Linked DNA regions of Mus musculus: regions 2, 3, 4, 5 and 6 are each linked to region 1. Evidence: chromatin loops called from intact Hi-C (ENCODE). Cell type or tissue: left cerebral cortex. All regions are shown on one strand.

Evidence for each region. Peaks named below come from ENCODE experiments on the same cell type or tissue, not always from the same donor. Only the 100,000 strongest peaks of a DNase experiment are listed, where the experiment ranks them.
Region 2: it touches region 1 in a loop (2.9-fold over the local background); 3 of 42 quality-filtered maps call a loop at or near these places.
Region 3: it touches region 1 in a loop (5-fold over the local background); 3 of 42 quality-filtered maps call a loop at or near these places.
Region 4: a loop joins it to region 1, with 5 times the contacts of the local background. A loop is called at or near these places in 2 of 42 quality-filtered maps.
Region 5: it touches region 1 in a loop (2.6-fold over the local background); 2 of 42 quality-filtered maps call a loop at or near these places.
Region 6: it touches region 1 in a loop (2.3-fold over the local background); 3 of 42 quality-filtered maps call a loop at or near these places.

What each region holds. Positions count from the first base shown.
Region 1 is chr13:68,813,502-68,817,501 of GRCm38, forward strand. The region is part of intron 3 of Adcy2 (adenylate cyclase 2); the gene reads right to left. Among named protein-coding and RNA genes, the nearest start is that of Adcy2, 180 kb to the right of the region's middle. In left cerebral cortex, no CTCF peak of the experiment used is centred here; DNase peaks (open chromatin) are centred at 2,443, 2,754 and 3,241; H3K27ac peaks cover 2,616 bases.
Region 2 is chr13:68,888,660-68,892,659 of GRCm38, forward strand. The region is part of intron 2 of Adcy2 (adenylate cyclase 2); the gene reads right to left. Among named protein-coding and RNA genes, the nearest start is that of Adcy2, 110 kb to the right of the region's middle. In left cerebral cortex, no CTCF peak of the experiment used is centred here; DNase peaks (open chromatin) are centred at 1,505 and 2,236; H3K27ac peaks cover 2,447 bases.
Region 3 is chr13:68,747,303-68,751,302 of GRCm38, forward strand. The region is part of intron 4 of Adcy2 (adenylate cyclase 2); the gene reads right to left. Among named protein-coding and RNA genes, the nearest start is that of Gm34903, 150 kb to the left of the region's middle. In left cerebral cortex, no CTCF peak of the experiment used is centred here; DNase peaks (open chromatin) are centred at 2,335 and 2,692; H3K27ac peaks cover 1,228 bases.
Region 4 is chr13:69,483,183-69,487,182 of GRCm38, forward strand. No RefSeq gene overlaps it. Among named protein-coding and RNA genes, the nearest start is that of Tent4a, 49 kb to the right of the region's middle. In left cerebral cortex, a CTCF peak has its summit at 2,356 (motif pointing left); a DNase peak (open chromatin) is centred at 2,357; H3K27ac peaks cover 167 bases.
Region 5 is chr13:68,864,936-68,868,935 of GRCm38, forward strand. The region is part of intron 3 of Adcy2 (adenylate cyclase 2); the gene reads right to left. Among named protein-coding and RNA genes, the nearest start is that of Adcy2, 130 kb to the right of the region's middle. In left cerebral cortex, a CTCF peak has its summit at 1,876; DNase peaks (open chromatin) are centred at 2,500 and 3,233; H3K27ac peaks cover 1,774 bases.
Region 6 is chr13:68,755,682-68,759,681 of GRCm38, forward strand. The region is part of intron 4 of Adcy2 (adenylate cyclase 2); the gene reads right to left. Among named protein-coding and RNA genes, the nearest start is that of Gm34903, 150 kb to the left of the region's middle. In left cerebral cortex, no CTCF peak of the experiment used is centred here; DNase peaks (open chromatin) are centred at 1,717, 3,225 and 3,956.

The DNA of each region.
Region 1 (4,000 bases):
AAGATGCAGAAACATGGCTATTTTCTTGGAGGTGGTGTTGGGGGTTATATCTATGGCCTCAAGAGTGCCAGGCCAGCATTTTGCCAGTGAGCAACTTCCCAGACTGAAATGCAACATTAGCACAGGGCTCAGAACTCCAGCTGTGTTAACAGCACACTCACGGGTGAACTCCACATAAGTGGCTTCTTGCTCCAAAAAGAGAAGGTAAGAGGTGGCACTGTACAACTCTCTGCTCTCCTTGAAATCTTCAATTCTTGTGACAAATCACTACGTTAATGTTCACCTTCGCCTACCTCTTTAAAGAGCCAGTCGGCAATGTGTGTCTTGTAGCTTGAATTATTCCAAGAATCCTACTTCAAACCTCCTGAGGTTTGAAGCTGATGTCCAGCAGAGGAACACAGGGTCCTAGGTAGATGAAGGCTCTGTGTCAATAGGCTTCCCTACCAGGCCTGTCTTCTGCCTGATGACATTATTTCTTAAATGAAGGATAACTTGCTCATGAGTCCATTGGTGTATATTTAAGTATGCCCATTGGAACAGATGCCTCATTCTTATCTGATAAAACAAATCATGCTCAAGTCAGTATGTGACTCTATGGTTTCTGGTTATAGGGACCCTATTGAGAATGTCACAGTTAAACATTCAGGGCAGCAGTATCTGCAAAGCTATATACTTCTGCAGTGTTTTGGGGAAGGCTGTCAAGAGAAAATGCTGTGCAAATGCATCTTCTGCCTCAGGGAAGTGATTGGAAAGACAAAGTGAAGCTTCCCTGGATCATTTCCTGACAAGTGTCGGGGCACTAGGATTCGAATTTGGGTGTGCCACACAGGCACCTTGCACACAGAAAAGACAGGTGCATGCCTGGAATCCACTCCAGGAGGTTCAGTTAATTGATCTTTAACATAATTATCTCCATGGGACTATGCTGTGCAGGACCAATGGAGAAACGTAACGTCAGGTACAAAGCAGAGGAGTCAGCTTTAGCACTTTCAGAGCCGAGCAACAGTCCGTGTGGAGAGAAGAGCTGAGAAGTTTTCATCATGGATGGAATAATGGAGAATGCTAATGAGGACACACAGTGCTTCATTATCCAAACATGAAATGTGAGGCCTGGATGAATGCTTTAAGCAGAAGAAACGATATCCTTCCACTCACTTGGGGGAATGGGGTGTTCTGTATTGACTGTTGAGAGAAGAGAGCACCTGTGAAAAGGATTAGGCACCTCCAGGAAGGAGGGGAAAGGCAGAATGGGTTTGATAAGAGTGAGCCAAGGCCAGCTCTCTCATGTCACTATGCTGTGTAGGGGGCATTTCAGAGGACCATGGCAATGGGTAGACTCGGTGTCTAGGGAAGGAAGTCAGTAAACAGAGTATAACGCTAAGGCCTAGATTCCTGGGAGGACTTGTTTCCTTATGACCTACGAAAGGATGCTTTGAAATGTGCCCTCTCAGATGATGAGCTATATACTTCTGTGTACAGATAAATTGTGCCTCTAGGCACAGAGCCAATATACAATAGTTTTCTAAGGAAACAGAGACTATCACATTAAAACTGGATACTATGCCAGCCATCTGAAATTATCTATCACTCCTGTGTTCTTCTGTTGCAGCATCCCAGTGTTCTGAACTGGCTAGTCTGGGTGAGCAACTGTAATAAATTTAAAATCAGTAAGAAGGACCGTACTCCAGAGCCTGCAAGAATGTACCCAGAAAGAACCCAGCTTACAACCAGTGCTCCATGTATACGATCATGAGCCAAGTCCACATTTAAATATCAAATTGTCTTTCATAAATAATTTGTTTTCATAAACCAATTTTTGTACTAATAACAGAGATGAAATATTGTTTGTATAATTTTTCGTGTTTCTGCTCCATTTCCACTACCACATTCCATTGGTTGGAGACCCAAAGGAACATACTGAGAACATCGAGTGAGTCTCCCCTCCAAGGGAGGCACAGGCCAGTGTCTGTATCCCACCCAGGCCCTCAGCAAGAGGTTTCCTTCATGCTGCATCAAATCTGGCATCAAAACATCTGCTAGCATCCCCTCCAAAATAACGTGTCTCCCCATCTAATTAACAGCTCTCTCTCTAAGGTTGACCGCAGTCTTAGGATGACAGCAGTGGGGTTCTGTGCCCACAGCATTGCATTCCAGAAAGCTCACCCCTGTATTTAAATGGGGAGAAACTCCAGTTCCATGGCTTATCTACTTTAGAGTTAATGACTGCCTACTAAGCTAATAGCTATTTTCATTGCAGCAGATGAGACCCCGTGCACTAAGATCTAGAAACAGCTGGTCTGGTCTGTTAGTCAAGACTTTCCTACCCCTGTGTCTGTGGGTGCTTGCACTACCCCCAACACATACACACAAAGACAAGGCAGGGTAAAACACCATATGTCTGTCTCCTCAGGCTCTCCTGTGATTGGATGTGGCAAGAAGCCAGATGAGTGGTATGTGGGAGGAAGGGTTCTCTTGAAACTTAATTTACCGAGAAAGAACAGCAGGTGCAGTTCTTGGGATGCATCTAACTTCCTGCTCCCTCTGCTTGGTATTTTACCAGATGAAGTGGTTGGATCTGCAGTAGTCTCTCACAACTGTGTGGAAAGCGAGTAGACCCCTGGAGGAACCAACCCCAACATCACTAACACATTGGACCATGGGCAGGATCCATTCTTCTGAATGTTTTTATGCAAAGCAACTGATTCCCATTTGTTCAAGCTTCTGTATTTTGGCTTTCTCTTTCTCCCAGCCAAATTTAAGGCTGACTCATATTTGGGAAGCCCAGGTGACTCAGCAAACAGCCTTGCCTGTGTCATAGCGGGAGCTCCATGCAGCTTTTCTGAGAGTGTTTGTAAATTAAATGAACAAGTTGAGACCACATATAAAAGCAATGTATATGGTGTACCTTAAATAGTCTGGCAAACCAATAAGAAAAGAAATTCAGAACAATAAAAAAAGTCACCCTTCATCTAGAGGCAGAAATACCAAGATAGATTTATATGGTAGATGTCTACCATTGTATCATAAGACCAACTAAAAGGGACCTTATGAAGGTAGTTATAGAGAGAAGCACAAAAGGGACACTGTGAATTGGCTCAGTGCCCGAAGGGCTGAAGGATGAGAAATAAAGGCGATGAAATGAAGAAGACATTCAAGAAATGACCACTTGGTACACTCTAAAAATATATCCAAAGGTGGCCGTGGATACACCACGTTCACTACTTGGCTACTATGTGGGAGGTGCTGGCTTCAACTCCATCAGAGTCCAAACCAGACCAAATGAAACCAAAGAGCTAGACAATCAAAAAAAAATACACCCCTCCTTCAAGGAGCATTTTATATAATTATGGGTTGCAAGCTCCGATGGGGGATCTGGATTGAGTTCAGTGTGGGTGTACCCGCCTGGTACCTGATGTGCATCTTCTCTATTTACCAGTATTTATTTTAACTTTATGAGACTGTTCTATAATCACACTGTTTCTCTCTTCCCTTTTCTCTCTTCAAACCCTCCAATACACCCCTCCTTGTTCTCTTTCCAATTCATGACCTATTTTTTCCCATGAATTATTGTTACATACATATATGTATATGCATATATGCCCCTAAATACATAAATACAACCTGCCCCGTCTGTATAATGCTATATGTATATATGTTTTCAGGACTGGACCATTTGGTACTGGATAACCAATCCTTGTGCTCTTCTCTGGGGAAGACTATTTGTCCTGTGCTCAGAATATCTTAAGATAGTGAAGACCAAAGGGTTGTGGACTTTGATGTAAGATTGTGTCTACTAGGAATGTTGGAAGCACCCTATCATTGCCTGTTGCTACTCAGTGGTGACTCTTCCACCCACTGGAAGCCCATGACAGTGACTATGGCACAAAAGGTGTGATAAAACTTAAGAGTTTAATATTATATTATCACGGATGAGAGTCTCCTCAAGCCACATGAGGAGAGATGACAGAGAGGAAAACCCAAGTTGAGATGAGGTCTAGAC
Region 2 (4,000 bases), 75 kb after region 1:
CTTGTGTGAAAGAGCAAAGCCGGTCTCGCATCCCTGAGGCTTGGAGTCATTGCTTCTGAGTTACCAAAGGTGCTTGGGTGCAGATGGTCCCGCTGTAGTGGAACAGGTTAGTGCTCCCTGGCAAAGAGATTAAACATAGAATGACCCTCTGATCCTATGGTTCCACTCCTTAGAATGATATTTTAAATATATGCATGTACATTTTAATCATAGGATTTGCATATCAGTTAAAAGATGAGAACACAGATACCCAGCAGTGGGTGGATATCACCTGTCATATCTGCACACCAGAATGTGATTCACGAATAACGTGGATTAAAGCTTTGGTATATGATACAATGTGGAAGAGCCTCAAAGGCTCCACATTGTAAGATTCGCTTTATATAGACCATGTGTAGTTAGTAAATCCAGAGACAGGAAGCAGATGCTGATGACCTGGTTGGCAAGGTCTGTGAGCAGGCCTGTGGGGCAGTAGAAGCACAGAGATCGCACAGCAATTGTAGACTTCCCTTGGGTGATGGGAAGGCATTTGAGTTGGACAGAGATGTCCATTGCCCAATACTGAGAATGTACTGAATGTCTCTGTATTCTTCACTGTAAAATGGCTAACTTATATTTTATGAATTTCACTTTTATAAAAATCAATATGAAACCACTCAGAGAAATTTTGAGAATGGAAATGAAAATGCTTACTAGGTAATAAAATGAGAGCATTTTTTTTCATTGCAAATGAGCCAGAGACAGAGGAGCAAGAGAGAGAATATAAGCATGTGGTAACTATAGCAAGAGAGCCTGAGGTCATAGGCCTCAGGGGAGAGAAAGGCATGTGACTACAGTCATATACACCATGAGAAGAGGACACAGAGACCTGGTCAGCTGTGTGGGCATGGCCAGATCACCACAACTGTTATGGTGTGTGTTTTCTTTGAGTGTCCAAGTGTGAATGACCACCAGGCTCTGGTGACCACAGACTCAGGACAATGCAGCCCAGAGAGTGGTGGGCTTCATCTTCTCTTGCCCATTCTGCACATTTACAACATAAAGGTCTTGTCTACCTCCATGCTATGGTTCCAGGATGGCACTTTGCAAGCTGTCTTTGTATTACCATCACACTTGCAAGACTACACAGAAAACAAGACGTTTACAGCCTAAAAATAACTGAATTCCTAAAACGTGTCCTTTTATTTTCTTCAGGACATTCTAAGAAGGACATCCATTCATTCCTCAAAAAAAAAAGCATGGGTTCCTCTGAGGGGGCAGCATCTCCTACAGAATGAGGAGCGAAGGCTCGATCACAGCTCTGAGCCGTTACAACTGAGGGGATGAGTCTGCCATGCATGCCAGCTGTCTTCATGGCTGAGAGAAGGGCCACCCTTCCTACCCAGCCCCACTCTGAAGAGACAATGAAATGGGCTCTAAACATCTTCTCTATTTGCTGCAAGTTCTGTCATCGTGGAATGACAGCCAAGGAGAAAGCCATCGTGGGTGGGCAAAGTGACCAGAAGTCCTCGGGAAGCCTGAGTTTGGTGTGGGCCATCTGCTTCAAGCCCCCGCTTCCTCCCCTTCAAGCTATATTTATATGGGCTGTCAGGATAAAAAATGTGGGTGAGCAGATTAACATAGCCATACTTTTTCTAGCAAACATGTTTTTTTCTTTTGCCTCTTCAAAATAAAAGACTATGGAGATGTTGCTCTCGGCAGAGCACTAGCAGTCAGCATGACACACATTCCGTTTTTCCTGTTCTGTGTGTGGATGAGACCCAGCACTGCTTTCAGGGGCACTTTATGCAGTGAGCAATGATCTGTCCAGACAGAACAGGATTGCCTCCCTCAGGAAGCCTCCCTGAGGCCAGTATATGAAGAAAATGTTCAGGGAACCAATCACATTGTTTCAAGTCAGTTACTAACCTTTGCAAGCATTTACTGAGGGCTAACCTAGCACGATTACGTTTCCAAAGTTGAGGTAAGCAATTGCAACAAATCAAGCCCAGGGTTCCAGCATTGGTGCTTCAAGAGCTCAGGCAAAGACCCCTGTGTCACCCACCAGTGTGACTTGGCCAATGGAAGTCAAGTTTAAGGCTTCTCGGAGGAATGGCCTTTACACCTTATTAATCTCAATAGGTTTTCAGATCATTAGGTCTAGTTTCTAACTCCAAAGAGCACTGTATGTAAATGGCTCTGGCACATCTAAAAACATGTTGGGCAAAATGCTCCAGAAACTTCTCTTGCAGTCTCTAGGGTTTCCATGTTACCATGGGGACATGAGATTCCTCTTAGCTGTACTTTTCTCTCTGTGTGGGACAAGAGCCTCAAAATCAAAGCAAGATCACTGTTCTCAAGACTGCAGGAAAGGCAGGTGGCAGAGTATCTGAAGTGGCCATGTTCATGCCAGTAAAGGGGCCACAAGTACTCGTTCTCACTGAACCTCTGCAAGACACACACATCTTCCTGACTTTCGATTTCCACTCCTCTCTAGCTCTCAGAGCTTTTCTCTCTGCTCACTGACCTGTTCCTTTTGTACCCACCTCACTTTATCTGGTGATGGCCCAGTTTCCAATCACAAAGGCACATACCACCAAAGCTTATCCTTAGCCATGTTCTCTTCTGGCTTTGAACTTCCTGTGTACATTCCTGGTATCTGTCTGTTGTTCTGCCTGACATCCATGACACTGTCTCAGGGCCTTTCCACCTGGCAAGAATATAGCTTATATAACACACTCTCTCCCTCTTCTGACCTCTGACAGCTCAGTGAATCCTTTCTTGTTTGTATCCACTCAATTCCTGTCTCCATGTTTCAAGACAACCAGTTCAACTTCCTGTCACCATTTTCTTCTCGGTTAGGGGAAGTTTCATAAGTGTCTATGAAGCATAAACACAACTAGTGTGTCCTCTTAGAGTAGAAAAAATAAATGGTGCATGATATATCTTGTCACCTTTTCTCCCTGGCAGTCATAAAATGACAGTGTTGGAACTCCTCTAGTATATATCAGGAAGTGAGGATAGAAGGTCTCAGATGACTGTAGTTATGCAAACACCTGATTCGTATTTGTAGTATTATCTCCCAAGTCAATAAGCAGAGCTCAGCTGGTCTAAATCCATACCAAAGCTACATATCCCTCCTCTGTCCCATTAACGTTATATTTATAAAAGTGGATTACTTTTATATGATCAGTTTGCTTTTTAAAACAAATATTTTGTGGCACAAATCTATAGATGTGAATATATTGATTTCACTAGTTCACGACTAGTTCACTTATGGCATATGCTTTCCCTGAGTGCTGATCATTCCTAGCAAGGCAAGTACCCATGAACTGATTTTAATATGTGTCCTCTGATCGACCTTGCTTCAAAATTCTATTTTCCCTTATCCAGATAATACTGCAAAGCTTGTGCTTCTGAGTGTAGAGATCTATGGCTTTTCTTTCTTAGATGATGGCCTTCTCTGGTCTGCCCTAAGAACTCTGCAAGACATGACACATCTAGTGCTTCTCACCAACTTCACTCATCATGTTTATAGTTCCTATTTATAGATTAATGCCCCCCCTTACACAGTGAAGGATACTGGTACTTTAACAGCACACCTTGATTTACTAAGAGCCAAGACTGCAGTGTTCAGGGCTGCACCCGATGTGGGAACTGCTTCGTAAATTTTGTTGTCTTTACAAAATGTCTATTATATGTGTTAGTGTGACACAAGCTCATCTTCCTCAAAAGCACCTCACAAAATGCATTTCTAAACAGTTCACTGTCCTCTTTGGTATAATTAGCTTCACCATTAACTATAAACATGTTGATTTCTGAATTCACATTTTTTCTATTTAATGAATCAATTACAAAAAAACAAAAAACAAAAAAACAAAACCCTTCAGCTCTCTATTAGACAGACACTGGCCAGATTCTCATAGCAGGCAGCTGCAGTAAATCTGGGAGCAGCCCCTGCTCACAGAGAATGTAGGCTGCAGTACCTACCATGGCACCTTCTCTCTGATCCAATCCCTGT
Region 3 (4,000 bases), 66 kb before region 1:
ATAATTGGTCCTTTAATGAGATATTGTACTTTTGCTTAGGGGCACAACTGTGAAGCTTTAAGTTGACCTCCTTTTCTGAATCATTCGACAGAATGCAACATCTCTCTTCTCTTTTCCCAGAATGCTTTCCTCAGCAGTTTGTGTTCTCCCAACCCTTTGGGCTGTCTTACTCATCTACCATGTGTCTGACCTTCATGGCAGCTTAAATGGCGTGGCTTTTTAATTCTTTCCTCCGCACCGCTGAGGCTTTTACAGCTTGCCTGCCCTGAGGTTTTTCTTTTAAGTGCTAATAAAATTGTCTTTGACTTTTTCTTTTGAATCCACTCTTGAATTATTTTCTTCAGGAGACTAAGAAAACCCTGATGTCTTCTGCATCCTCTGACAACTAAAACGGGAGAAGTTACAACCCAGTAACATTAGCACTGATCAGAGATTCAGGTCCAAAGAAAAACAATCACCTGGTAGACTGTGAGCTGAGCCCAGCTGGGCACCAGCTCTGGATGCTTCCAATGCCTGGAAAGTGCACATGCCCAGTATATTCTAAGACACGGTGTTCTGTATGTGCCTCACCTCCCCTTTTCCTCCTTTCAGACCTTATGGAGTACGTTCTACTGCAGAGAACATTCTTCCCCTGGGTCCTGGATGACTGATCCCTTCATGTTGTTCCTACCCACCTTCCTTAGTTAAGGCTATTTTAAAACAAATTTTCAGACAAGCTTATAATACCTTTACTCCCTCATTCCACATTTTTCCATGCCCAAACTGCTTTGGGACCCCATGTTCCCCCTTGCAGTGGTCATTAAATCCCACTAGAATTATATATTTATATCTGGTACATATTTGTTCAGACTGTGTGATGGTTTGTATATGCTTGGCCCAGAGAGTGGCACTATTAGAAGGCATGGCTCTATTCGAGTAGGTGTGTCACTGTGGGTGTGGGCTTTAAGACCCTCATCCTAGCTGACTGCAAGTGAGTATTCTGTTTGCAGCCTTCAGATGAAGATGTAGAACTGTCAGCTCCTTCTTCACCATGCCTGCCTGGATGCTACCATGCGCTAGCCTTGGTGATAATGGACTGAACCTCTGAACCTGTAAGCCAGCCCCAATTAAATGTTGTCCTTATAAGTGTTGCCTTGGTCATGGTGTCTGTTCACAGTAGTAAAACCCTAACTGAGGTACTGTGTATTTTCAATATTGTGTGTCCAGCATCAAACACAGATCCCAGAGCCTGACATGATAGAGAGACAGTATTTGCTGAATGAATTCAGCAAAGAATGCATGAATGAAGGACCAAAGGCCTTATGACACTTTGAACAGAATTTCCAGTGTATTCATTACATCATCTAATTCTTCAATGACAGATCTTAGGAAAATATCCGGCTTATGTCTGTTACTTCTTAAGAAGGCAGCATGTAAATTATAGCACCTTCTTGACCCTCAGAGTCCTCAAGGGCTGAAAGCTATTGAAGTAAATGCCTGCAGTCAGTTGTGGGCTTTTGCTGTCAAGTGTCAGGAGGAGATGAGAAGATATCCTTACATATGTCAACAAAAATCGGAATATGTCCTGAATTTCATTTCTGTTCATTCTTGAAACCATCTGATTTTCTCTAAAGAAGAAATCATGGAGAACATACTCTGTACATATATGTATGGAAGCTTCATGCATGTATGGGCATATTTACATTCACACATTTAAATTTTTTTTTCTTGTATATTATGTTAGTTGCTAGGGATGCACAGGTTCTTGGGGAACTGTAGACCTGTGGAGATTTGATATTCTTTTCAACACCTCCCTGAAGGGCTTCTTATTTCTGATGTCCGCAGAGCTGAAGAAGTAGTATTATCCCCATTGTTTCTGCAGATCCAAGCCTGAACGCTCAGGTAAACCACTCAGGCCAAGGCTCCTCCTGTGGCAGACTCCAGCTGCTGACGGGATGGAGCAAGCCCAGCCCAGAATGCAATGTAGAGGGATGGAGGAGAAAATGAATAACATATGAACTGAAGCCTGCCAAAGCAAAAAGAAGGCACATTTTCTGCCAGGAAACAAAAATTCAGACCAGCCTTGGAATGGAAGACATGGCTAGTGGGAAAATTCAATTAAAAACCATATTTATTGATTACTTTGAATAAACTACATTAGCATAATAGAGAAACTTGGTGCTTCTTATGCCAAGCAAAAATATCGCTCAGTCAGTGCAAAGATTTTAAAAGGACTGACTAGATGTGTGCTGGGCTGAAATTAGATAAAATGTTGACTCCCATGCAGTGGTTTCTGAGGGAGCAGCATGTGATTTTTTCACACTATGCACCACCCTGCCTGAGCATAAGTCTGTTTTCATTTAGGAATGTGTTTTCATCAGCTATTGCTGCAAAAATAATCACCTAAAAATAGTAGGTTGGAAAACACTGAGACCTTCATCCTCATGATGTGGGAAAGCGGGGCAGGTGTGGGGCAGGTTCTGATTTGGTTGCGGCTGAAGCAGACGACTGGGTTCAGTCAAAGTCCTGGCCATGCCGTAGGCTCTAGTTGGAGGTCTGTGTGGCAGTTGCTTCTGGCAAACTCAGACGCTTTGGTTCTGTTTTCCAAGTCTGGCCATGTGTTCTTCCCTAGGCCATGCAGGCCTCTGCTGCCATCCCAAAGCAGCATTCTCAAAAGTGAGAAGGCGACTGGCGTATCCCCATGCAGCGTGGGCTGTAGAACTGCACACTGTCACTTCCCATTTGTCAAAGCAAGTCAGTCCCAAGCCCTCGCAGACTCGCAGACTTGCAGTGTAAAAGAATCTGGCCACCTCAGCCTCTCTCTCCACATTTTGCATTCTTCTGATATTCATTGACCCAAACGTAGGTGGAGCCAAGGGCGGTGGTTTCTGCAGTAAGTCTGGCAGTTTTAGTTTGTGAGCCATCCCAGGAACTCAGAAACTACAGCTTTAAGTGCTGGCTGAGTTACTTTGGACTCCAACTTGATTCTGTGAGTTCCTTTTGTTTCTAACTCTATGCTCACAGATTCATCTGATCTTTCCTCTGAACCCTGGCTCTGGGCTAAGCTTGCGCTGTGCAGGATAACACAGAGTAGGGCTGGGCCTCCCAGGAACTTTAATGTTACTCTCTACCATTTGCTCCTATGGAAACCTCACACCGGGCATACCATTCTCTTAGAGAGAGAGGGAGAGAAAGAGAGAGAGATAGAGAGAGAGAGAGAGAGAGAGAGAGAGAGAGAGAGAGAGAGAGAGAGAGAGAGAGAGAGAGAGAGAGAATAAGTAAAATTAAGCAGTTGCCCACAGATGCAGTGGCTCTACATTCATTATAAGGTTATTTACCCTATATGAATTAAGGATTTTACAAATCCCTATTGATTTTTATTTTCAGTTCTATGCTTGCCCTCCACACATAGGGGAATGAAAGAGTCCTTACTAGAGGTTTGCTGTGTCATTTAAGAAAGTATTGTTATAATGACTTTAGGATACTGCTTGACATAAAGGATTCTGAATGTGTCAGTTGCAATGGGCACACAGTTGTCTCTCTCGGGCAGCATGACTCCACACATCACTCTTTTCTCCGAGGAGTCAGGCTTTTAATCAGCAGTGCTCACGTGACATTTAACTTCATGCTACCCGCTCCCAGTTGTTGCCCAAAACAGGCAGAAATGATAAATTTCGCTTATATAATCTTTGTGACTCCTAGTGTTTATCAAAGCTATTTAACGGTTAATATTTATGACTCAATTTGTCAGTAGCCATAAGGATATGAACAAGGTAAATGCCCAAATTTATATTGCATTAAAACTATAAAAGTAAATTTCTGCTTTGCCAATATCTAACCAAATGGACCAACACTTTTAAAAGGCAACAAGAAATCCCAACGAATAAACAGATATAATTCGTAGTAACCCAACAAAGTCAGGAGATTCTCACCAGTGTCCATAAACCCGGGGAGGAATAAATGAGAAAGCGTTTGCAGTCTCTGTGCAAGGGATGAGGGGAATCCCTGAACTGTGGGAAAA
Region 4 (4,000 bases), 670 kb after region 1:
CTGTCCTCACAGGCTGACCATGGGAAACACAGATATCTTCATGGTGAGAGGCTGCAAAGTGACCTGAATAAAAAAATGTCCCTTGTCATCATTAGAAATAAGTTCAGGGTTGCAGAAGGACCGCCACTCCAATTAAAGGGTTTCAAGAAGAGAAAGGGTTGTAAAGGGAATTATGGGAAGTGGGAAGTGGCGGACCACGTAAGTAGCTTAAGTTCCAAAAATGCAGCAGGACCTTTGTGTAAACAAATGTTTTTAAAGGGTGTAAGGGTTAAAACGTCTGCATAAAGGGTTTAGAAGATGAAGAATGTAACAGATTTTAATTCCTTGACAAGAACAAAAGTTGTGCAGTGTTTGATAGAAAAGACTACCATTTCATGTGTCTCACATCCCTGTTGTGGATGTCAGCAGTCTGCACCGTGACAGGGAGAGATGGAGATGGGCCCTCGATGAATCAGTTTGACCTGCTCCCTACCTAAGCCAGGAAACCTTAACGAACACATGTGCCAGGATCCCTCCACAGGGCACAGTCTTTCCTGGGAAGTGTCCTTCTTTGTCTCTCATTAGAATACCTTCTTGCTGAAAATCAGACCCATTTCTTTGACATCCTGTTGGTTTGACCTGTCAGTGTGTTTACTGTCTAGCTCAAAAGCATTGACTTCAACCCTTTGTGTAACTATAGCGAATTACCCCCAGACTGGAGAATTAATAAACAACACAACACTTGACGATCAAGGCTCAGTAGTGGTGAGCACCTGCAGTGTGGTGTTCATGGCTGCTTCTCTCAGCAGCATCTTCCCATGGATGAGGGCACAGGGCAAAGAGAGGAAGGGCGATGTGGTCTCACAGGATGGCCTAGCAGAAACACTCCCTCCACCCATTCATAAGGACCCTCATCCCCTCCCCAGGGGCTCTGCCATGTGACAAACCCCAAACTCTAGTGTTGTCCATGCAGAGACACATCAAGCCATGTGGAGACACATCAAGCCATCGATTCAAGCAACTAGACCCCGACTTTGGTTAATCAATTAGACTGGGACCACCTGCTGTTTTAAAAAGTGGGGCCACCCTGGGCAAGGCAGAAACAGGTGGGCAGCTCTACCCAAGGAGACGAAGGGAAGTCTTGAGGAAAGCATTTATACCTTTTCCTCCCTGAATGAAATGCCTGTCTAGAGGACCCTTTCCTGGCCAGCTTATCACTGTCTGGGGAGGTATTCTCCTGACCAGCTAGTACATCATTGTCTTGGAGGACCCTCCTGTTCCCAGCTGGAACCACTAGGAGAACCTTTCCCTGGCCAGCTCATCACTGTCTGGGGAGATCCTATCCTGGCTCACCACTGTCTGGCCCCTATTCTGTAACCATGTTTGGTGACATTGATTTCTACCTGAGATAACACAGCAGAAGTAACCTGTTGACTGTCTTCCTCGGTCGACACTCCTGTGCATTTGCCGTGCTGTGTGACCCACAAATTCTCAGCTATTTGCTATCTAGCCTTCTATATAATACATTAGCAAAACCTTGCGATGAGGGCTGAGAGATGGCTCAGTGGTTAAGAGCACTGACTACTTTTCCAGAGGTCCTGAGTTCAATTCCCAGCAACCACATGGTGGCTTACAACCATGTGTAATGGGATCCGATGCATTCTTCTTGTGTGGCTGAAGACAGCAACAGTGTACTCACATACATAAAAAAAAAAAAAAAAAAAAAAAAAAAAAAAAAAAAAACTCGTGTTGAAAATCACTGGGGGAAGGGTTAATCTAGAAATAGTCTAGCACTTTTGTTTTGTAGAGGAGAAAGGTGAGCTGAGAGAGCCATCCTCCGTCATCCCACAGGTGGTGGAGCACTCGTCTACCGGCTATCCTGTACTCAGTAGATATGGGCATGGTCTCTGGTTCATCAGGCTAGCATTTATATAAGTGACCAACAGAAATATTTATGATTTTTTACAGGCAAGTCACTAGGTTCCCTGATCTGATCATTACACATTGAGTGTATGACCTTGAAATGTCATGCTGTACCCTACAGATACTTGAGACTACCACGTAGTCATTAACACTGAAAATATGTCTTTTAAAAGTATAGAAGAAAAAAACAAACAAACAAACAAAGAATCTGGGCAAACAATGCAAAGAAATTCAATAAACAAAGATATCTAGGTACTAAACAATACACTTAAAATGAAATTCTCTGTTCCAGCCACCTCTATGGCCAACAATGTGCATGATAATGTCCTCAGGTGTTGCCTCCGGGTGTGTGTGAGCCCCTGCCCATAAAGGACTGTTGGGCAGGTGGACGACCGCCACCAGCAAATATCCTTTTTGACTCCAACTCGCAGCACTACTGACCTCTAGTGGGTAGAGTCCAAAAGTGGTCTACAGTGCACAGTTCACCTCCACACAGAAAAGTTAGCTAGCTAGCTCAAACTGCCAAGTGTGAAAGCAGGTTCGGATGAAAGCCCCACGTGTGCACAAGATGCCAGTTTGAATGTTGTCTTAGTTACTGTTCTATTGCTATGAAGAGGCAACTTAGAGAAGAAAGCATTTAAATGGGGTTACTCCATTATCGCCGTGGCAGGGAGGCTGACATGGTACTGGAGAAGTAACCGACAGCTCACATCTGATCTACAAGTTCCAAGCTGAGAAAGATACTGAGCCTGGTACACCCAGTGACACGCCTCCCCGGCACCCCAACAAGGCCAAAAGCTCTCATCCACTAACTGGGGACCAAGCATTCAAATATATGAGCTTACGGAGGCCACTCTCATTCAAACCACCACAATGTGAATTGTCTCATAGGCTCACATGTCTGAGCGCTCTGACCTTGGCAGCTGGGACGATTTGAGAAGGTTGTGGAACCTTCAGGGGATAGAACCTTGCTGGAGGGAATGAGTCACTGTGGGGGAGCCTTGACTCTTTACAGCTTGGTCCTACTTCCTGCTTCCTTTTAGCTTTGCAGATTTCAGCTCCTGCCACCGTATCTGTCCCACCATGATGGGCTGTATGCACACACACACACACACACACACACACACCACGAGGGGGACAAAGGGGAAAAGAAATATTCAGAAATTGCCCCCATTGCTCTGTAGGCTGGAGTGTCCAGCAATTTTGTTATGGTAGAGTCCAGGTCAGGTGACAAGGGACTACTGTCAGGCCTCTTCTATCAGGATATCAGCCCCACTTGTGAAGCTTTGCCACCCCAAAGGCCTTCTCTCCTAATGCTTCTGGGAGCAGTACTGGGGTTTAGTGTAAACGTTGTGGGGAGGCATAAACATTCAATCTATCCAGGTTAAAGCATTGCCCTGCTGAGTACATGCAGCCTAGAGTGTCTGCGAATGCAGATGATGAGGTCATATCAAAAAGGCTGGACACTTCCATAGCATGCTGCTTTCCACTTAGAAATTGCAGGAGAAATACTGACACTGAGCAAAAGATGTCTCTGAAGAGCTGGCAGGCAGCAACAAGGAAATCCGAAAAACTCCCCCCCCCCATATCCGATTAGCCCTTTCCTTTGTTCTCACATCTAAGTAGTTGTCAAGAGGGTCAGAGCAGACATGCTCATCAGCCCCTCTGAACTCTGCCACAATGAAGCCTCAAAGGCAGGGGGTGGGGGTGAGCAAGGCTAAACAGAGGAGCCAGAAACCCCAAGGAGCTTGGGCTCCTTTCTCCAGAAGGATGGGAAGTCACTGCCTTTGATGAAGATAAGTCCTTCACATTTCCCAGTGGAAGATGTCCTTTGTGGGATTTTTCCAGGTGGTCATGGACAGAGGATTGGTCCCCAAGTTGGAAATCAAACTTAACTCATGTGAATGGAGCAGCCATTAAAGAAACTGCCTATTCCCCAGAACAGGCAAACTCAGGCTCCTTGGGAATTGAGCCTCTTGGTGAGCCTATGTGTGTCATCCAGCAGTGTGGACCCTGAAGAACACCTCTGGGTGTGGGAGCAGGGATGGGGTAGGTCGGCTATGGTGGAAGAGCACGGAGCCTGCCTGATACCTGCTGC
Region 5 (4,000 bases), 51 kb after region 1:
TAAGAAAAGTAAAATAAAGAAAATGGAACAAAAATAAAAATGTAAATCTAGTCCTTTGAGTGGATCAATAAAATGATACATTTCTGTTAAAACAAAGCAATCTAAGAATATGTGGATGTTTCACATAATAGTTTTGCTTCATGCTGTAGTTCTGCATACAGATGAAGTTCTGACTGTATTTTAGTTTTCTAACAGAATAAGTTTTGTTTGCAGTAATGGAAACACTAAAGCTGCCTGTGCCGTGAGGTCACATGAGGTCACATGAGGTCACATTGTCACATGAGGTCTCATAGGATCTCATGAGGTCACAAAGCCTGGGATTTTGGCAAGTGCCACTAGACTTTCTTTCCTTTCTTTCTCTCTTTCTTTCTTTCCCTCCCTCCCTCCCTCCCTCCCTTCCTTCCTTCCTTCCTTCCTTCTCTCTCTCTCTCTTTCTTTCTTTTCTCTCTTTCTTTTTCCTTCCTTCCTTCCCCTCCCTCTCTCTCTCTCTCTCTCTCTTTCTTTCTTTCTTTCTTTCTTTCTTTCTTTCTTTCTTTCTTTCTTTCTTTCTTTCTTTCTTTCTTTCTTTCTTTCCTTCCTTCCTTCCTTCCTTCCTTCCTTCCTTCCTTTATCTACATTTCAAATGTTATCCTCTTTCCCAGTTTCCCTCCCTTCCTCCCAGAAACACCCTATCATATTCTCCCTCCCCCTGCTTCTATGAGGGTGTTTGTCCACTCACTCACCCACTCCCACCTCCCCCTTCTTGATTCCCCTACACTGGATCATCTATCGAGTCTTCATAGGACCAAGGACCTTTCCTTTCATTGATGCATGACAAGGTCTATGCTACATATGCAGCTGGAGCCATGTGTACTCCTTTGTTGATGCCTTAGTCCCTGGGAGTTCTGGGGAGGGGGGGGCAGTCTGGTTGGTTGATATTGTTGTTCTTCCTATGGGTTTGCAAACCCCTGAAACTCCTTCAGTTCTTTCTTTAATTCCTCTATTAGGGACCCCATGCTCAGTCCAGTTGTTGGCTGCTAACATCTGTCTCTGTATTTGAAAGGCTCTGGCAGGGCCTCTCAGGAAACAGCCATATCAGGCTCCTTTCAGCATGCATTTCTTGGCATCCACAATAGTGTCTGGGTTTGGTAATTGTATATGGGATGAATCCACAGGTGGGACAGTCTCTGGGTGGTCTTTCCTTTAGTTTCTGCTCTACACTTTATCTCTGTATTTGCTCCTGTATTTTGTTCTCCTAAGAAGGACGAAAGCACCCATACTTTGGTCTTTGTTTGTACTGAGCTTCATGTGGTCTGTGAATTGTATTTCATGATAGGTGGAAGAAATGGACCCTGAGAACCTGGGCTACAGATGTCTGCTTGCTATGCACCAGTTAAATAGTTTGTCTTGTCAAACAACACAAAAACAAAAGAATGAAAAAGCTGATGGACTTTTGTCTCAGTCTAGAGCGCTTGTGTTGGTCTTTCCCAGTTGGGGTTTCCCAGAAAATTCTTCATATTGAATGCTGGCACTGCACTGTCCTTAACCTCACAGTACTGGACCTCCATTGGCTTTCAGTGGGTCAAGGTATCTGTTTTCACCAGTGTGATTCCCTTTGTTTGCTTAATTGTGAAAGGACAGAGCCGAGGCAGAACTCAGGCTTATTGTCTTCATGCTTGCACTTTATGGATGGAGTACCCATAAAACTATAGGAACTCCTGTGATGCTCTGACCATGGTCCTCAGTAAGACCCATTGTTTCTGTAATACATAAACTGCTTCTACATAAACTGCTTCTACATAAACTGGAATCCAGAATATGGGTAATGTGTCAAAAACTTGACCCTTACTCCCAGTTGATGAGTAATGCCAATGCAGACCTCTAGGGTTCTGTTTTTTACTGTACTGAGTTCTGGGACGGTAATACATTCTATTTAGGTACTCAAAGCAGGTAGCCATGGCATTCCACAGTGGTTTTGTTTGTAGGTTCCCAGTCAGACTGCCTACACTCACTCATAACCTGAGCCACCACTTGGAAGGTTCCACTGTGGGGGAAGAAGGAGAAAGGATAAGGAGCCCAGCTGTTTAGATGTGGAATGAACTGGGAAGTATTTGTAAACATCAACCAACTCCACTCCAACCATCAAATATCAGGCCACTAACAGTTATCAGCTCAGCTCCTAAAAATAATTGTATTTTGTGCCACAGACATCCTTGTTCTTCTTGTTTCATGCATGCTAACATCATATGGTCCGACCTGTACCTACAAAAGAATCTCTGAATTCCTTTGCCATAGGATGTTCTGTAGCATATTTTCCTCCTTCTGTGTTTAATCAGTGTGTGTTCTGATGTTTATGCTAGAAATAAAATCTAAGTCAATTCAGTGAACATTCTAACCATGCTAAACTTTGTCCAGCAACTGGGGAGATAGTTCAGTTAGTAATGTGCTTACTGTGCAAATCCAGGGGCTCAAATTCAATCCCCAGAACCAGTGAAAAAAGATGAGAGTGTGGTCGTGCATGCCTGTGATCCACGGGATGCAGAGGGAGAAGTAGACAGATCTCTGAGGCCTGCTGGCTAGCCAGCTCACATTCTGCTCAAACGATGTTTCAGTAAGAGATGCTTTGCACAAAAACCAGGGTGATAGCTTGTGAAGCAGAATAAAGGCTGAGGTTGAACTTCGCCCTCCATATACATGTGCAGAAGCACTTGCAAGCACAACGTATATGTGCACTTGCACACACACACACACACACACACACACACACACACACACACCTTCTTCGGGGGTCTGTCTTCTGCCTCAGTTATTGCCAGCCTCTGTTCAACATTCATATCATTGCAAGTTCCTACAGGAATATCTCATTATCACCCTTGTCACCAAATGCACCTTTAATAAAAATGTGGGACAGGCAGAATGAAGCTAACCCTGCATGGCACATCTAAGATGTTTCACACAGACACATGCCCATCAGTCACCATGAAGGCATATTCTCAGAAGTGCTTACCTGTAAATGCTTTGGCACCTCCAGGTGGCCTCCATGGCCTTCCTGGTCATGTTCCTTGTCCCCAGAAAACTCAAGCAGGAGCTTAACAAGCTGAAATACAGATGCCTCCCATTTCTGACAACCTGACAGCCCTTGAGTCTACCATGAACATGTGTTCCTAGCAGACCTTTAATACATGGGGAGGAATGTGTATTTTCATGAATACATTTTCCTTTTACAAGTCTTGAATTTCACACCATCTGCTGATCTGGGCACTTCTCTTACTGCCAGTCAGCTTAAATTTTATTTTTAGATGCCAGCATTGGGCAGAGCATGAAAACCCTCCAGGCTACATTTTCAGACATTCTAAACAAAAAAATTTCAAGAGCCTTTGAAGACCTAATAAGAGTGGATCATGTCAGAAGCCAAAGCCACTTAAGATCACTCGGTTGTTTCATAAAAGGAGAAACAAAATCTAATGTAAATGGATAATTTAAATGCACAGGCTCTAATAATGGAGGACTCTGTGACAGGGCCATGTACACTGTTCAGGGAGGTTGGCTATGGCTGGGCAACTGTGAGGAACAGAGGAACAGGGCAGCATTCTTACAAGAGACAGGAAGCATGGCAATCAAAGCACAGGGTAGGCACCCCTCAGGAAGCTCTGCTCTTTCCTTAGTCTTCTTGGAATATGGACTAAGGAAGAAGAAAAAAACCAACCAGCAAGCACAGAGGTACTACTGCAGGAAAACCATGAGTCAGTAAGCTTGGGTAAAATACAACAGTCTCCTTTCATGAACAGTGGTCTGTCTTAGCAGAACACAGACCCTAGCCAGGCACCAAGATGTGAGCTGTAGGGAAGGTTGACCACCACATGATTGGGATATTTCCATAAGTTGTACTGGACACTCTTTGGGAAAATGTTAAGTAGACTGCAGTAGCCAAGCCAGGGCACTGACGACATGTGCATGTGCCTACATTTCCCAGACACTCACGACAGACAGGGGTGTGGATGTGTCACTTGAAATGGAAGCA
Region 6 (4,000 bases), 58 kb before region 1:
TTTCTTTTATCATATATCCATCCACTTGTCTACATCTATCTATCCATTTACCAACCTTGTACTTCTTGAACTGTATTTATAACATCTACTCACAGGTTGCAGGACATGACACATTGAAAGTGTGTAGGTCAGGTTAGCTGGCTGGAGTCTCACAGTTAATGCTTCAGCTGGAGGCCATACTCTTCAGAAATTCATTCTTTCTTAACTATTCAAGTCATTTAGTGATTGAATGAGGCCCGTTGATACTAAGGATAGTAATCTGCTTCACAGAAAATGTACTGATTGGAATATTAATCCAACTTAGAGGGTAAGAAGCATTCTACCTAGCACTTGGCCAAAGTCTGTGTACTCACAACTTACCACAGAGTAACACATGAACCACTGCAACATAATGAAATACATCTGCTGACCTGTTTCAACTTCTGATAGAAAGAGGATGCTTAGAACATCAGTTTTATTCTCCAACATCTTTCAGATCTGTGGAATTCTTTACTTAGCTAAAGACAATCAGAATTTCATGAATTTTATTTGGTGGAAGATAAAAAAAATCACATAAAATTACTGTACCCAGAAGACAAATCTTTATTTGTGCTTTCCACATCAGTATAAAATATACTCATTCCCATCAGAACAATGGCTTCTTGACTTTAAACAAAATAAGGTATTTTAGTATCCTAGGTGATAACAATATGGTCTTATGAGTATATGAAAAGTCAACGAATCCTGTATTACATACTGAGAATCAGGGAGTTAGAGAAGTCTCTTTGGAGTTTGGAAGAAGTTGATCAATTACCAAGACTATAGTTCCCCTGTTTGGGATCACTCTATCTCTTCTGTTTCTTTGCAGAGTCCTAGCCAACACATTTTCTCACATTGTTGGTTGACAACTAAGCACTAAATGGATAACATCAAACCCTTTTCTTATGCATGTAAACCACTCCTGCCATCACACCATATATTGTTTGCTTTGGTGCATTACCTCATGGGGAACATGGAAAAGTCTGGGAGACTGTGTAGACAAGCTCTTCCAGTTGAACCACTTGGGAGATGGCTAATTTGCTGACTAATGCTAAGAATGGCACTTTTATCCATCATTTCCTGCTATTAGTCTTTTTTTTTCCCTCTTCTTCCATACTTCTCTTGAGAAGAAAATACCAGAATTGTATAAGGCACTAAGAACATAACCTGACATAGAAATTTTAGTCAGTGTACAGCAACTGAGTCATGAATGAGACAAGTAATTGACTTTGGTAGCTGATTAGAATAATATCCCTGGACTCAATTGGGCACATGGGAAGAACAACTTTCATCAGTACATTCAGAATGGAATCCCTGGACATCCACAGAGGGAAGATTGACTGAGGTGTGGGGAGCAGACAGAGAACTTTCAGCTAGGAAATGAACTATTGTAGGGATACCATTTGCCCTGGGGTCCCTCTTGCCCTGGGAGTCCAAACTCCACAGCAAGTAAGAGAACAGATACAGCGGCTAGCATCCTGATACAGGTGTCATCACTGTATGATCTTGGATTTTAATGGTAATTTTAGTTTTGTTTATGGGCAACATAAATAAAGTTCCACCCACTAGGCCTGTTTTTGCTCACTTTCTAACAAAACATAAAATGTTCCTGGCATAACTTGTGCTCCAAGTTAACATGAGTTTCTTTCTTCCTTGTCAGACTAAAGGATGGCCTCTAATGTGTAGGCAGTACATGGGCGCACAAGGAGGTGGTTCTCTGTAGAACTTTGGAAGCGTTAGAAGAGTCTTTTCCTGTAAGAATTAAATCTACATTCTAACACAAATCCCCAAAGGATTAGGGAAAGCCACATCCTACTAAGTGTTTTTTAAAGGCCCAGTTAAAAGTGAGAGAAATGGGTCTGGACTCCAAATGAAGCACAAACAAAAGAATCAGGAAAGAAGGGGAGAGTGCCACTCCAGTGATATTTCTGGGAAAGATACATGAGCTAAGGTCTAGGATGTGACCCAGGGGCTTCCATCAAGGAGAGAGTAATCATGGTAATCATGACTTCAACTCTGCTGACTCTTCCTAGGGCATGCATATGACGGTCACCAGCACCTAAAAATGGCAGCAAAACCTCATCAGCCAGTGGATCTTCTTTAAGTGACAGAGACTTCTCAGCATCCAATTATGAATTGTTTGCTCTCTGCTTTTCAGGACCCTCCCTTTGAACCCCGAGCATGTGGAATTGTTTTCGTGAATGGGGTATATAATCAGAGAGCTAGAAAAACCAAGCCAATGACCTTATGAAGTGAGAGAGCAAACTCAGCTGGGTGGAAGGGTTTGCCACCATGAGAAGTGTGATGATGCTCAGAAGAAAAACCAGCACATCTCTGGGCCACCAGTGACCTCCTGGTATGTTTCAGTGCAACACAAGGATGGACACAAAGGAGATCAAATAGGTAGCTCACCCTGAGCTCCTTGGTAGACTGTGTCTTGCTTTAGTTTGGAAGAAAAAGTCTTTCTGTCCATCTTGTTTTGCAAGTGAACAAAGAAATAGCTTTGTGCAATTTAAGAAAAAATTTTAAACTGAGTTTTCAATTCAGCTGTGAGGAAAAACACCTCGAATGCTTTTATAGACTGAACAAACTATGGTTGTGTCTTTCGGGCAATCTTGGCCCATCTTTTGTCATTGAATGTTTTTATTAGAAAGCTTTATGAAGACATTCTCTTAAAATGCTAGCATTCACTTTGAAAACCAACTTTCAGTTTTACTTTGACTCACTCTGGAAAGTTCTAGTTTGATCTCACTGGAGTGGTCAGGCTGTTTTAGGTACAAGAGGTGCACATGAGTTACCTCTCAGGAGTCACATTGAAAATCCACCTTCCTGACCAACTTGTGGACTTGCTTCGGATGCCTCTCCTACCCTACAGTTCTCAGGTTAGAGTGAACAATGCCCAAATGGTGTAGAGTTCCCATCTCCTTTCTGTGTAGAGTTATGGGTATGTAAGATTCTGTGTAGGGGTTTCTTGTCTCCAAGTGGTTTTGCTTGTTTGTTTTTGATTGTGCTGTTTTTGTTTTGTTTTATTTCAACCTAAGGATGCCCTCTTTTCAGAATCCTGACTTGTAACATTCTTGACCTGATCAGGTGTCATCTTTCCACGAATCCTGTGCTGTGCCTTATCCATGTTCATTGTTCATGAAGATCAGCAAGAGTCAGCTCATAAAAGCAGCAGGCTGTACACGCCCCTGTGTCTTGAGGCTTAAGAAGAAACACCCACGTTTCTCTAACATAGGATTTCTGTAAACTTCTAAGAGAAGAAGGCATGGATGATGTTAGAGATTCTTACTAAAAGTCCTTGGGCATTGGGCTGGAAGCACAGTAGACTGAGTTACCACAATAGGCAGGATGCAAATGCCATTAAGGACATGGACTGATTGTTATACTGGGTCTTGGAGGGACAGTGCCTGCAGCTCTGAGGTCTAGAAGCTCTTCTTTTTTATTGATGATAACAATCAATCTAAAAAGAGGCTCTCAGCCTGGCCAGGCATGGGAGTATTTTGAGGGATAGTAACTAGGAAAGGCTGGAGGAATAGAAGAAGAGGGGAGGAAGTGACGTAATTTTATTTCAACTGAAAGCATTAAAATTATAAAAATGATATGTGCATAACTCTTTCAGCTTGTATATTTACTGGACATGTCTCCTGACCATTAAGAATTCTGCTAGTGACATAAAAGCTAAGAGATCGTTTCCATAGACTCATTTCTCATTATCAGATTTCTCAGGAATCTAGTGGCTAGGCAGGACGAGAATATCCTGAAGATAGTATGGTTGCCTGTTTCTAATCTCATAGAGTGGCTGCCCATTATTCAGCTGCAGACTATTGCAGTGGGGTAGGGAGATGCCGATTTGGGCAAGTTGTGGTGGTCCAACCAACGTCTTGCCTTTCACTAAAATTTTGGCCCTGCTCCCAGGAATGTCTTTTCTGTGCTCTGTTTGTCTTCTGTGAAACCCTCACATGACAACTTTCTCCTCCCA